Linked DNA regions of Homo sapiens: region 2 is linked to region 1. A link is a loop called in an ENCODE intact Hi-C map of the cell type or tissue named here. Cell type or tissue: CD4-positive, alpha-beta T cell. All regions are shown on one strand. Each heading gives the region's core, and the rest is flanking DNA. Links, peaks and the distances in the headings are about the cores only. Region 1 holds the start of AMACR (alpha-methylacyl-CoA racemase). Region 2 overlaps TARS1-DT (TARS1 divergent transcript).

What was found. Hi-C counts contacts between places; a loop is a spot of excess contacts. Peaks named below come from ENCODE experiments on the same cell type or tissue, not always from the same donor. Only the 100,000 strongest peaks of a DNase experiment are listed, where the experiment ranks them.
Region 2: it touches region 1 in a loop (15-fold over the local background); 21 of 110 quality-filtered maps call a loop at or near these places.

The regions. Positions count from the first base shown.
Region 1 is chr5:34,004,986-34,010,367 of GRCh38, reverse strand. AMACR (alpha-methylacyl-CoA racemase) reads left to right here and starts at 2,318. Exons shown (of 5, transcript NM_014324.6): 1 at 2,318-2,595; 2 at 4,469-4,612. The coding sequence starts at 2,349. C1QTNF3-AMACR (C1QTNF3-AMACR readthrough (NMD candidate)) reads left to right here. Exons shown (of 9, transcript NR_037951.1): 7 at 4,469-4,612. RefSeq lists a silencer at 2,102-2,181. In CD4-positive, alpha-beta T cell, for the core only: no CTCF peak of the experiment used is centred there; DNase peaks (open chromatin) are centred at 2,237 and 2,587; H3K4me3 peaks cover 2,088 bases; H3K27ac peaks cover 2,321 bases.
Region 2 is chr5:33,433,342-33,438,723 of GRCh38, reverse strand. The region is part of intron 1 of TARS1-DT (TARS1 divergent transcript); the gene reads left to right. Among named protein-coding and RNA genes, the nearest start is that of TARS1-DT, 4.6 kb to the left of the region's middle. RefSeq lists a silencer at 2,698-2,747. In CD4-positive, alpha-beta T cell, for the core only: CTCF peaks have their summits at 2,433 and 2,636 (motif pointing left); a DNase peak (open chromatin) is centred at 2,653.

The DNA of each region.
Region 1 (5,382 bases), core at 276-5,275:
GTGATCTTTATTGGCCTCAGAAGCATGTGATCTTTGTTCTTCTTGTTTGCCCTTTGAAGCATGTGATCTTTGTGACCTACTCCCTGTTCTTAAACCTCCTCCCCTTTTGAAATCCTTAATAAAAACTTGCTGGTTTTGCGGCTCAGGTGGGCATCACGGACCTACCAATATGTGATGTCACCCCTGGTGGCCCAGCTGTAAAATTCTTCTCTTTGTACTCTTTCCCTTTATTTCTCAGACTGGCCGACACTTAGGGAAAATAGAAAGAACCTATGTTGAAATATTGGGGGCGGGTTCCCCCGATACTTTTGGACATATATCCAGTAGTGGGACTGCTGGATCATATAGAAGTTCTATTTTTAGTTTTCTCACAAACCTCCATACTGTTTTCCATAATGGCTAAACTAATTTACATTCCTACCAACAGTATATATAAGTTCCTCTTCTCTGCGTCTTTGCCAGCATTTGTTATTTTTTGTCTTTTTGATAATAGCCAGTCTAACTGAAGTAAGATGATATCTCATTGTGGTTTTGATTTGCATTTCCCTGATGATTAGTGATGTTGAGCATTTTTTCATATACCTGTTGGCCATTTGTATGCCTTTTGAGAAATGTCTGTTCAGATCCTGTGCCCACTTTTTAATGAGATTATTTCATTTTTTGCTGTTGAGTTGTTTGAGTTTCTTGTATAGTCTGCATATTAGTCACTTGTTGGATGAATAATTTGCAAAATATTTTCTTCTATTCAATAAGTTGTTTATTCTGTTGTTTCTTCTGTTGTGCAGAAGATTTTTAGTTTAATATAGTCCCATTTGCCTATTTTTTGTTTTTGTTGCCTATGCTTTTGAAGTCTTAGTCATAAAATCTGTGCCTAGGTCAATGTCCTGAAGTGTTTTATCTGTTTTCTTATAGTAGTTTTATAGTTTTGGGTTGTATGTCTTAAGTTTTTTAATCCATTCTGAGTTGATTTTTGTGTATGGTGAGGGATAGGGGTCTAGTTTCATTCTTCTGCATATGGATTTCCAGTTTTTCCAGCACTACTTATTGAATAGAATGTCCTTAATATATGTTCTTGGTGTTTTTATTGATAATCAGCTGGCTGTAAATATATGGATTTATTTTGGGGTTCTTTATTCTGTTCCATTGGTCTTTGTGTCTATTTTATGCCAATAGAATGCTGTTTTGGTTACTACACCTTGGTAGTATAATTTGAATTCTGGTAGTGTGTTGCTTCCTGCTTTGTTCTTTTTGTTCAGTGTTGCTTTGGCTATTCAGGACCTTTTGTGGTTTTATACAATTTTTTTTTCTATTTCTATGAAGAGAAAGCCACAGAGTCCTAAAATAATTCTAAAACTCATCATGACTTTCTTGCCTAAAAGATCTTGATTTCAATCGTGCCTAGTTTTGCTTTAATCACTTGCTTGAGAAATACATAAATCCCCACTTAAGATTAGTGCAGGCATATCTCTGGCACCCATTTCTGGTTCTATTAAAATTCCTAGAGATGTCAAAAATTACATTAGGCCACCTGACAGGCTATACCTAGAAGAGAAAAAATGATTTGTAAAAGCAGTGGGGCTATTTGCGATTGCTTTTTTTTTTTCTTAAATATCACCTATTAGGTTGAAAACCTGAAATTGCAGCTTTCTGTAGAAATGGCGGAAGACAAACTAACATTTTTAAAGCGCTCTCATTTAGCTCTGATGAGTACTACACCCCTGATATTCTTCTGATACTAAAATAATTTTCCTAGTGTAGTCTAAACTTTTTTAAAAAGACATGTAATCCGCGGAGTTTGTAACTCAAAACGAGTGCATCTAGGAGGTATCGCAAGCCGTTTCTGGATTAAATTCCCAGCTAGCTAGCTAGCTAAGCAGGGGCGGTGAAGAAGACAATCTGCAGCCTAGGGAAGAAAACGCTTTCGCATTGTTCTTACGTGTTTACGTTATTTTATTTCCCTAGAGCAAGGCAGGAGTAGGGACTCGAATGGTACAGTTGGGCTGGGGATCGCCCTGGTACAATAAAAGCGTCCAGAGAGGACGGTAACAGGCAGGAGCTCCAAAGGTCAGTCCCTGCAATTTAAGACTCAGGAATTTAGGTTGCACAAAAAGGAAAGCAACCTACTGCATTTGGCACTGGCGGTCCCGGGAGGCCGGGGGTGGGGAAGCGCCCAGTGCGCAGACTCCGCGGGCTTGCGCAGGCCCGCAAAAGAGGGACGGGGGTGGTGCCTTTGGGGCGCGGCGCCGCGGCTGGGGGCGTGGCGCCGGGGATTGGGAGGGCTTCTTGCAGGCTGCTGGGCTGGGGCTAAGGGCTGCTCAGTTTCCTTCAGCGGGGCACTGGGAAGCGCCATGGCACTGCAGGGCATCTCGGTCGTGGAGCTGTCCGGCCTGGCCCCGGGCCCGTTCTGTGCTATGGTCCTGGCTGACTTCGGGGCGCGTGTGGTACGCGTGGACCGGCCCGGCTCCCGCTACGACGTGAGCCGCTTGGGCCGGGGCAAGCGCTCGCTAGTGCTGGACCTGAAGCAGCCGCGGGGAGCCGCCGTGCTGCGGCGTCTGTGCAAGCGGTCGGATGTGCTGCTGGAGCCCTTCCGCCGCGGTGAGCCCGGGCCCCGCGGGCTGCTCTCGGGAAGTTCCCGCGGAGGGGAGGGGCCTGGCCGTTCGATCGAGGCTGCACCCGCCACACCTTTGCCCTGTTGCCGCAAGAACCCTTGTCGGCCCCAGCCTTCCAGATTTTTGCCTCCTAGGGTATTGTTAGTGATCATTCTTCCCAAACTGGATTGTCCAAAACTTGGGTTCTGAGATACTGCTGTTGCCCGGTTTCTCCTTTTGCCTCTCTGACTCCTTCCCAAATTCCTCCTTTTTTTTCTAAGAAACGTTCCGTATTTGCCTTTCTTAATTAATTGAGGGTCTTGAACCCTGTGAGAATCTAATGAAAGCCATAGGATTCCCTTCCTGGAAAACTGCATATAGGCGGTCATTCGGCTACCGTTTTGGAGTGCTGTACCCTCAAGCCATCCACGGGCCCAGGCTAACGCTCCTCCCTGCCTGAAATGCTGGCGTTCTAAGTCTCAGCATCTGCTCCCTGAAGCCCAGTTACCCATTCCCATCATTTTCACCTTTTTGTAGACTTCCCCCTTTCAGAGCGGCAGACGCTGGCATACACAGGTCCTGGGCATCGCCGTCAAGGCTGCCCGCCAGGCAGCTTCCACAAATCCCAAAATGAGCCTTTCCTTCTTCCTTCTAAAACAGCATCTCCACCTTCTGTATTATTTATTTCAGTGAATGCCTGAATCTCAAACTTGTACTTCATCATGGACTCCAGTCTTCCTTTCACATCCAATTTCAATGATCATCAATACAGTCATTTTGCTCCTTAGCCCACTCGGACTATTTCTCTCCATACCTGCTGCAACTGCCTTGACACTGGTGTGACAGCCTTTTAAAAACTGGTGTTTGGGGCTGGTATCACTCCAGTGGATTCTCAGACAGCTGCCAGAATAACTTTGTTCAAGTAGAAATCCAAAGCATTGCCTGGTCTATAGTGGGAAATCGGTAAATGGTGAATGAATGAATGCCTACGGCACAGCCGGCTTATTTAAATGCGTTAACTCATTTAACCCTCACAGCTGTATTTGAGGCTTGTAACAATAATGATTTAATAATTAAGATTATGTAATAATTTAAGAATGCTCCATTTAAGATGAGGGAGGCTTGTCCAAGGTCTTGTAATTAGGAGGAAGGTCGGCTGGGAATACGGATATAGCCTCCGGGTGAGGAGTTGTGACTGGTGTTTAGGTAGATGACTAGAGGTTTTCTGTGATTTATTTTAGCCTTAGGAAGGTAAAGATAGTGAGTTTATTATGTAATTTTGATTACTTTTAATCCCAGGAAATTTCAGGTGCTGGTTACCTGGGGTTTGTGCTATAAATACTATACTTGTTGATAGCTTAAAAACTCTCAGGTGCTATTGTCACTAACCACTCTTTCTACAGATGGGTGCTAAACTTTTTCGTGAAGGTACTGATGCTAGGCACTTTAGCGCCTGTGGAAACATCAGGTGTAAATTCTGCAGGAGGAGCTCATGAGCTGATAGGGAAGATAAGTGTATGCATGTACAAGCAAGTGCAGCTAAGGTGGGATGTGGTAAACACTGATGCGGTATAGAAAAAGAGAAAAGGGATTTACTAAAGGGATGAGACCCTGCTCTGGGGATTGAATAAATAGGCTTGGATAAACCTAGAGGGAAACAGAGATGTACTGGGAGAAATTACATCCTGGGAAGAAGCCACACATTCCAGAAATGGTGGCTTCACTCTTTGAGTCCTTAACTGCTGTAAACATGCCATTAGCCTACAGCAAATGTTATTAATATTACTTGCAATGGTGCTATTTTATGTTTGTCTCAGAGAAGGGATTATCTCCATCCTCAATTCATACTCTCTTAAGAAGATCGTTACTTTTCTCTTAAGGTGTCATGGAGAAACTCCAGCTGGGCCCAGAGATTCTGCAGCGGGAAAATCCAAGGCTTATTTATGCCAGGCTGAGTGGATTTGGCCAGTCAGGAAGCTTCTGCCGGTTAGCTGGCCACGATATCAACTATTTGGCTTTGTCAGGTATGTTGAAAAAAAATTTAGTCTACACTTTTAATTTATTCCATCAAGATCTACAGGTATGTTGATTAACAATAATTTGTAAAGGTAAAAATTTAAACATTTATCAGAATCAATCAAGAGAGCATGGGTGTTCAAAATGGATCGGTTTGAGTCTTGAAACAATCATTCTCAACCTTCCCTCACCCCATCCCTTAACAGGTTGGAAGGTTAATACATGCCCACTACTATCATTTATTTACTACATTTGTTGAGTCAATTCTCAGACAAACCCCTGCTAGGAATTAAGAGGCTTACTGGGTACTACGGATGGTTGCTCTGTGGTTTGAAAATGTTGACATAGTTAGATTCTGACAGCTACTTCTCCCCCGGACCCCGAAATCTCCACCCACCATATTGAGAATCATTGCCTGAGTCATTGTTTCAGACTTCTATGAGCACTAAAAAAAGCCCATGGTTTTCAGGTCCTAATATCACTTTATTAGAGTTTTTGCCTGTGACGACATGTGAGATAGGCCTGATTCCAGAATTCTAAGAACCATGTGTTGTTGACTATAGGACATTTCAGATTTTCTGTGAGTACACATTTAAAAGTTGAGGAAAGAAGTGGGTATAGAATTGTCTCTTCACATCTACTTAAAAATTAAATTCCTTTTTTTTCTTGTCTGCAAGTATTTTCTTACATTTCTTTATGCTAAGAATGAAAGTGCATTTACTGTTTTAAAACCACAAAATAAATAATCATTTTCTTTTCCAAAAGTAAGTGAGTAAAA
Region 2 (5,382 bases), core at 73-5,072, 570 kb after region 1:
AGGTGCTAGGAGAACAGAGTTATGCAATATTAGCTACCTAATTTGCAGATTACATATATATGTATACACATATACATATGTGTGTGTGTGTGTGTGTGTGTGTATATATATATAACTGCTCTTTAGCTGACACCTTGATTTTAATAATAGTCCTTTTCTTTTCTTTTTTCTTTGAGATGAGGTCTTGCTCCATTACCCAGGCTGGAGTGCAGTGGCACAATCATAGCTCACTACAGACTCAAACTGCTGTACTCAAGCAGTCCTTCTGCCTCAGCTTCCCAAGTAGGTAGGACTGCAGGCACACACCACCACACCCAGTTAATTTTTTCTTATTTTTTATTCTATCTATCTATCCATTTATTTATTTTTGAGACAGAGTCTTGCTCTGTTGCCCAGGCTGGAGTGCAGTGGTGTGATCACAGCTCACTGCAGCCTTGATCTCCCAGGCTCAATTGATCCCCTCGCCACAGTCTCCTGAACAGCTGGGACTACAGGTGCACACCACCACGCTCGGCTAATATATATATTTTTTAATTTTTAGTAGACATGAGGTCTCACTATGTTACCCAGACTTGTCTCAAACTCCTGAGCTTAAGCTCTTCTCCTACCTTGCAAGTTTATAGTTTTTTTAAAATATATTTTATCTCCTTGATTGAAAACTTCACGAAAGCACACTTTGTGTATTTTTGCCAGCATCTGGAAGATGTAAACCTATCGCACAGCAGATGTTCAATAAATGTTGAGTGTTGAGACAAAACTTGCTTAATTTTTCAAGCAAGGTTTGGAAAATTACCTCTTTATTTGTATTATAAAAGAAGTCAAAACCCCTTTACTAACTAGATCTAGAAGAAAGTTTATGATGAGAGTAGATTATTAGTAGTGCTTGATATTCCAGGAGTTATGTACAATTTTAATAGGCTTAAATAGACCAAACTAACTCCCCACATTTAAATTAGAATGAGAATCAATAGGATCTAATCTTACCTTTTAATGTAAAACAATTTAATTATGCTCATTAGACACATTTGCCTGAATTGTATCTTAATTTTAACTAAGTATAATGAAAACCAGAGAGATCAAGATTCCTGAATTTGCTGGATGCAGAAAATGATAGGCTAACAATTATATTTAACTGCTATATAACATTGTTTCTAGCAGCTTCTCTTAACTCTTTGTTCTCTTTCAACTTTAAAAACAGTCCTCATTTAAGTATGGCAAAAAGAAAAAGCAGAAGGCGTTTCTTTTTTTAAATATATTTTTATTATACTTTAAGTTCTAGGGTACATGTGCACAACGTGCAGGTTTGTTACATATGTATACATGTGCCATGTTGGTGTGCTGCACCCATTAACTCGTCATTTACATTAGTTATATCTCCTAATGCTATCCCTCCCCCGTCCCCCAACCCCACAACAGGCCCCGGTGTGTGATGTTCCCCTTCCAGTGTCCAGGTGTTCCCATTGTTCAATTCCCACCTATGAGTGAGGACATGCGGTGTTTGGTTTTTTGTCCTTATGATAGTTTGCTGAGAATGATGGTTTCCAGCTTCATCCATGTCCCTACAAAGGACATGAACTCATCATTTTTTATGGCTGCATAGTATTCCATGGTGTATATGTGCCATATTTTCTTAATCCAGTCTATCATTGTTGGACATTTGGGTTGGTTCCAAGTCTTTGCTATTGTGAATAGTGCTGCAATAAACATACGTGTGCATGTGTCTTTATAGCAGCATGATTTATAATCCTTTGAGTATATACCCAGTAATGGGATGGCTGGGTCAAATGGTATTTCTAGTTCTAGATCCCTGAGGAATCGCCACACTGTCTTCCACAATGGTTGAACTAGTTTACAGTCCCACCAGCAGTATAAAAGTGTTCCTGTTTCTCCACGTCCTCTCCAGCACCTGATCTTTGACAAACCTGACAAAAACAAGAAATGGGGAAAGGATTTCCTATTTAACAAATGGTGCTGGGAAAACTGGCTAGCCATATGTAGAAAGCTGAAACTGGATCCCTTCCTTACACCTTATACAACAATTAATTCAAGATGGATTAAAGACTTAAATATTAGACCTAAAACCATAAAAACCCTAGAAGAAAACCTAGGCAATACCATTTAGGACATAGGCATGGGCAAGGACTTCATGTCTAAAAACACCAAAAGCAATGGCAACAAAAGCCAAAATTGACAAATGGGATCTCATTAAACTAAAGAGCTTCTGCACAGCAAAAGAAACTACCATCAGAGTGAACAGGCAACCTACAGAATGGGAGAAAATTTTTGCAATCTACTCATCTGGCAAAGGGCTAATATCCAGAATCTACAAAGAACTCAAACAAATTTACAAGAAGAAAACAACCCCATCAACAAATGGGCGAAGGATATGAACAGACACTTCTTAAAAGAAGACATTTTTGCAGCCAACAGACACATGAAAAAATGCTCATCATCACTTGCCATCAGAGAAATGCAAATCGAAACCACAATGAGATACCATCTGACACCAGTTAGAATGGTGATCATTAAAAAGTCAGGAAACAACAGGTGCAGAAGGCATTTCTAACAGGTTGACTGTGGTGCAGGAACATAGGGGAAGAATGTAATGAGTTGCTAGTGTGGGAACCTCGCAGAGGTATCCCTGTGGCACAGTGCCCTCTGGTGTTAGGAAGGTGTTCTTTCACTATGTGTTTAGAGCTAAGCAAAGATCACGGGAGCGTCCAACACATCTCAGACCTAAAGCACAAAACACTGTTATACAACTTTTGTGTATTTGCCAACAAAAAAAAACTTCTGATTTACTCCCAGTGTTATAATTTATGCCCACTGTATTAACCCGTTCTCTGCTATGAAGAAATACCTGAGACTGGGTAATTTATAAAGGAAAGAAGTTGAATTGACTCACAGTTCTGCATGGCTGGGGAAGCATTAGGAAATTTCCAATCATGGCAGAAGGTACCTCTTCACAGAGCAGCAGGAGAGAAAATGAGTGCCAGCAGGGGAAATGTCAGACACTTATAAAACCATCCGATCTCATGAGACTCACTCGTTATCAGGAGAACAGCATGGGGGAAACTGCCCCGTGATGCAATTACCTACACCTGGTCCCACCCTTGACACATGGGGATTATGGTGATTACAATTCAAGATGAGATTTTGGGTGGGGACACAGCCAAACCATATCACCAACTACCCTACATGCTTTAAAAATTTTTTACATTATTTTATTTTTTTTATTTTATTTTATTTTTTAGAGACAAGGTCTTGCTTTGTTGCCCAGCTAGTCTCAAACTCCTGGCCTCAAATGATCCTCTCACCTTGGCCTCTCATGCTGGGATTATAGGTGTGAACCACCACACTGGCCTCCTACATACTTTTTAGGAAAGTGGCTGTCAATAGCTCTGCCTTGAGAAGTGAAGCAAAATTATGTGATATGCTACAAATAATGTTACAAATAATAGAAGTTTGTACATAACCATCTCTCTATGGGTTTGGGGCAAAAGAGTCTTCTTCATTATCAATCCTTAATTACTCATTTGAATAATTTTTGCTTCTGGTTCCTACAACCTTGGGCTGGATGATTTTGAAGAAACTAATCCCTGAGGGAAGAATGCTTCTATCAGGGGCATAGTCATGGTTCTGATCAACTGGCCTAAGAGTACACCCTATGTGGGGCTTCACGTACTGCTACACTCACAGGCAGAATTGGGATTGTTTTTCTGGCCAGAGTGATTGATCCTGATTACAAGAGGACAAATGGGTTTCTTCTACATAAAGGAGAGTTTTGTCAAGAACCCAGGAGATTCGTTGAGACATTTTTTAGTACTTCCTTGTCTAATATTCTGCTGTTGGAAAACTCTGGGAACCCAACAAAGACAAGGAAGGAAGGAAGGTTTGGGCTATCCTTCTAGGTAAAGAACCCAGTCTAGCGAGGTCCTGACAAAGGCTAAGGGTAACTTGAATAGGTGCTAGAAGAACAGAGTTATACAATATTAGCTACATAATTTGCAGAACCCAATGCAAAATAAAAATGTAGGGCTCCTTGTTAATTTCAATCTATTTAATAGGCACAGTGGAGCAGCAACTAAGTGTAGAGCGCGCTTCTAAGTATTGAGTCCTGTGTGACTCCCCAGGTTGTGCATCCATGGAGCTGGTGCTAGTGCTATGATTGCTAAATTAGCCCTCATGACCAGAAAGAAGTATGGCCTGTAGAAGTTATGTTTTTTGTTACTTTTTTTTCCACTCCCCCAACTTTTCCTTATATATGTATCATATATAAAGAATACTAGGAGTGGCTAACTTTTTACTTCTCGTGAGGGAATATGATTGAATCAAGATCACTCCATGATGATACACATTCTGAAGGGACTTCATGTGTCCCTTGTGTTGGAGGCACACACTTTTCATGTGGATGAAAAGCTATAGAGGATGTTGAAGGGGAAAAGGTGTGGCCTGTACCAATGGACTGCTGGGCCATTGGCCTCCAGTTGCTTCCAGCCAGTGAGACCCTCAGCAGGAGTTGGGAGGGAAGAAAACAAAATCAGGACATGTATACCCCTGGCTCTTCCCAGGAGGAGGTTGCCTTGTGCTGCTGATGTTTCACAACCAAAGGTCACTGCTGATCTCATAGCAATAACTACAGAACACTTCCCTTCTAGGTTCCAGCAAATGCTGGCTACCCTCACCCTGCCTGGCCTACATGTGGTTACAGATTTCCCACAATTACTATTTGTAGGATCCTGACTCCCTATACTTCTCATCTGTTTTAAATAAACCCTCTTTAAATTACTCTAACCCGAGTGTGCCCTCTGTTCTCTGTTGGAGCCCCGTGTGATATAATCATGTTCCTCAGCTATAAAATGGTGATAGAAGTAATAAACCTGATTCCAGAACTTGTTGGGAGGATAAAATGAAAGTACAAGTATACAAAGTACTTTGCAAATTCTAAAGGGCTATAAAAGTTAATTATGTTTGGGGAAATGAATGCTCTAGCCGGTTACCCTCTCTGGTTTACTCTAGATTTATTTGGAACCATTATGGATAATATTCCTCAATTTGTTTTCATTTTTGTCATATCTCTTCTTTGCTGAGAGCTTTTGCTATGATTTAACTGTGTCCCCTAAAGTTCATGTGTTGAAAACTGAATCCCCAATACAACTGTTGGGGTGTGGAGCCTAGTAAGAGGTGATTATGTCGTGACAGCTCTGCCATCATGATTGGAGTGATGTCATTATCTTGGGAGTGGGTTAGTTATTGTGAGAGTGGGCATGCTATAAAAGTGAGTTTGGCCCCCTCTTGCTCTTTTGCTCTCTTGAGCTCTCTTGCCCTTCTGCTTTCCACCATAGGATGATGCAGCAAGAAAGCTTTCCCTGGGTATAGGCC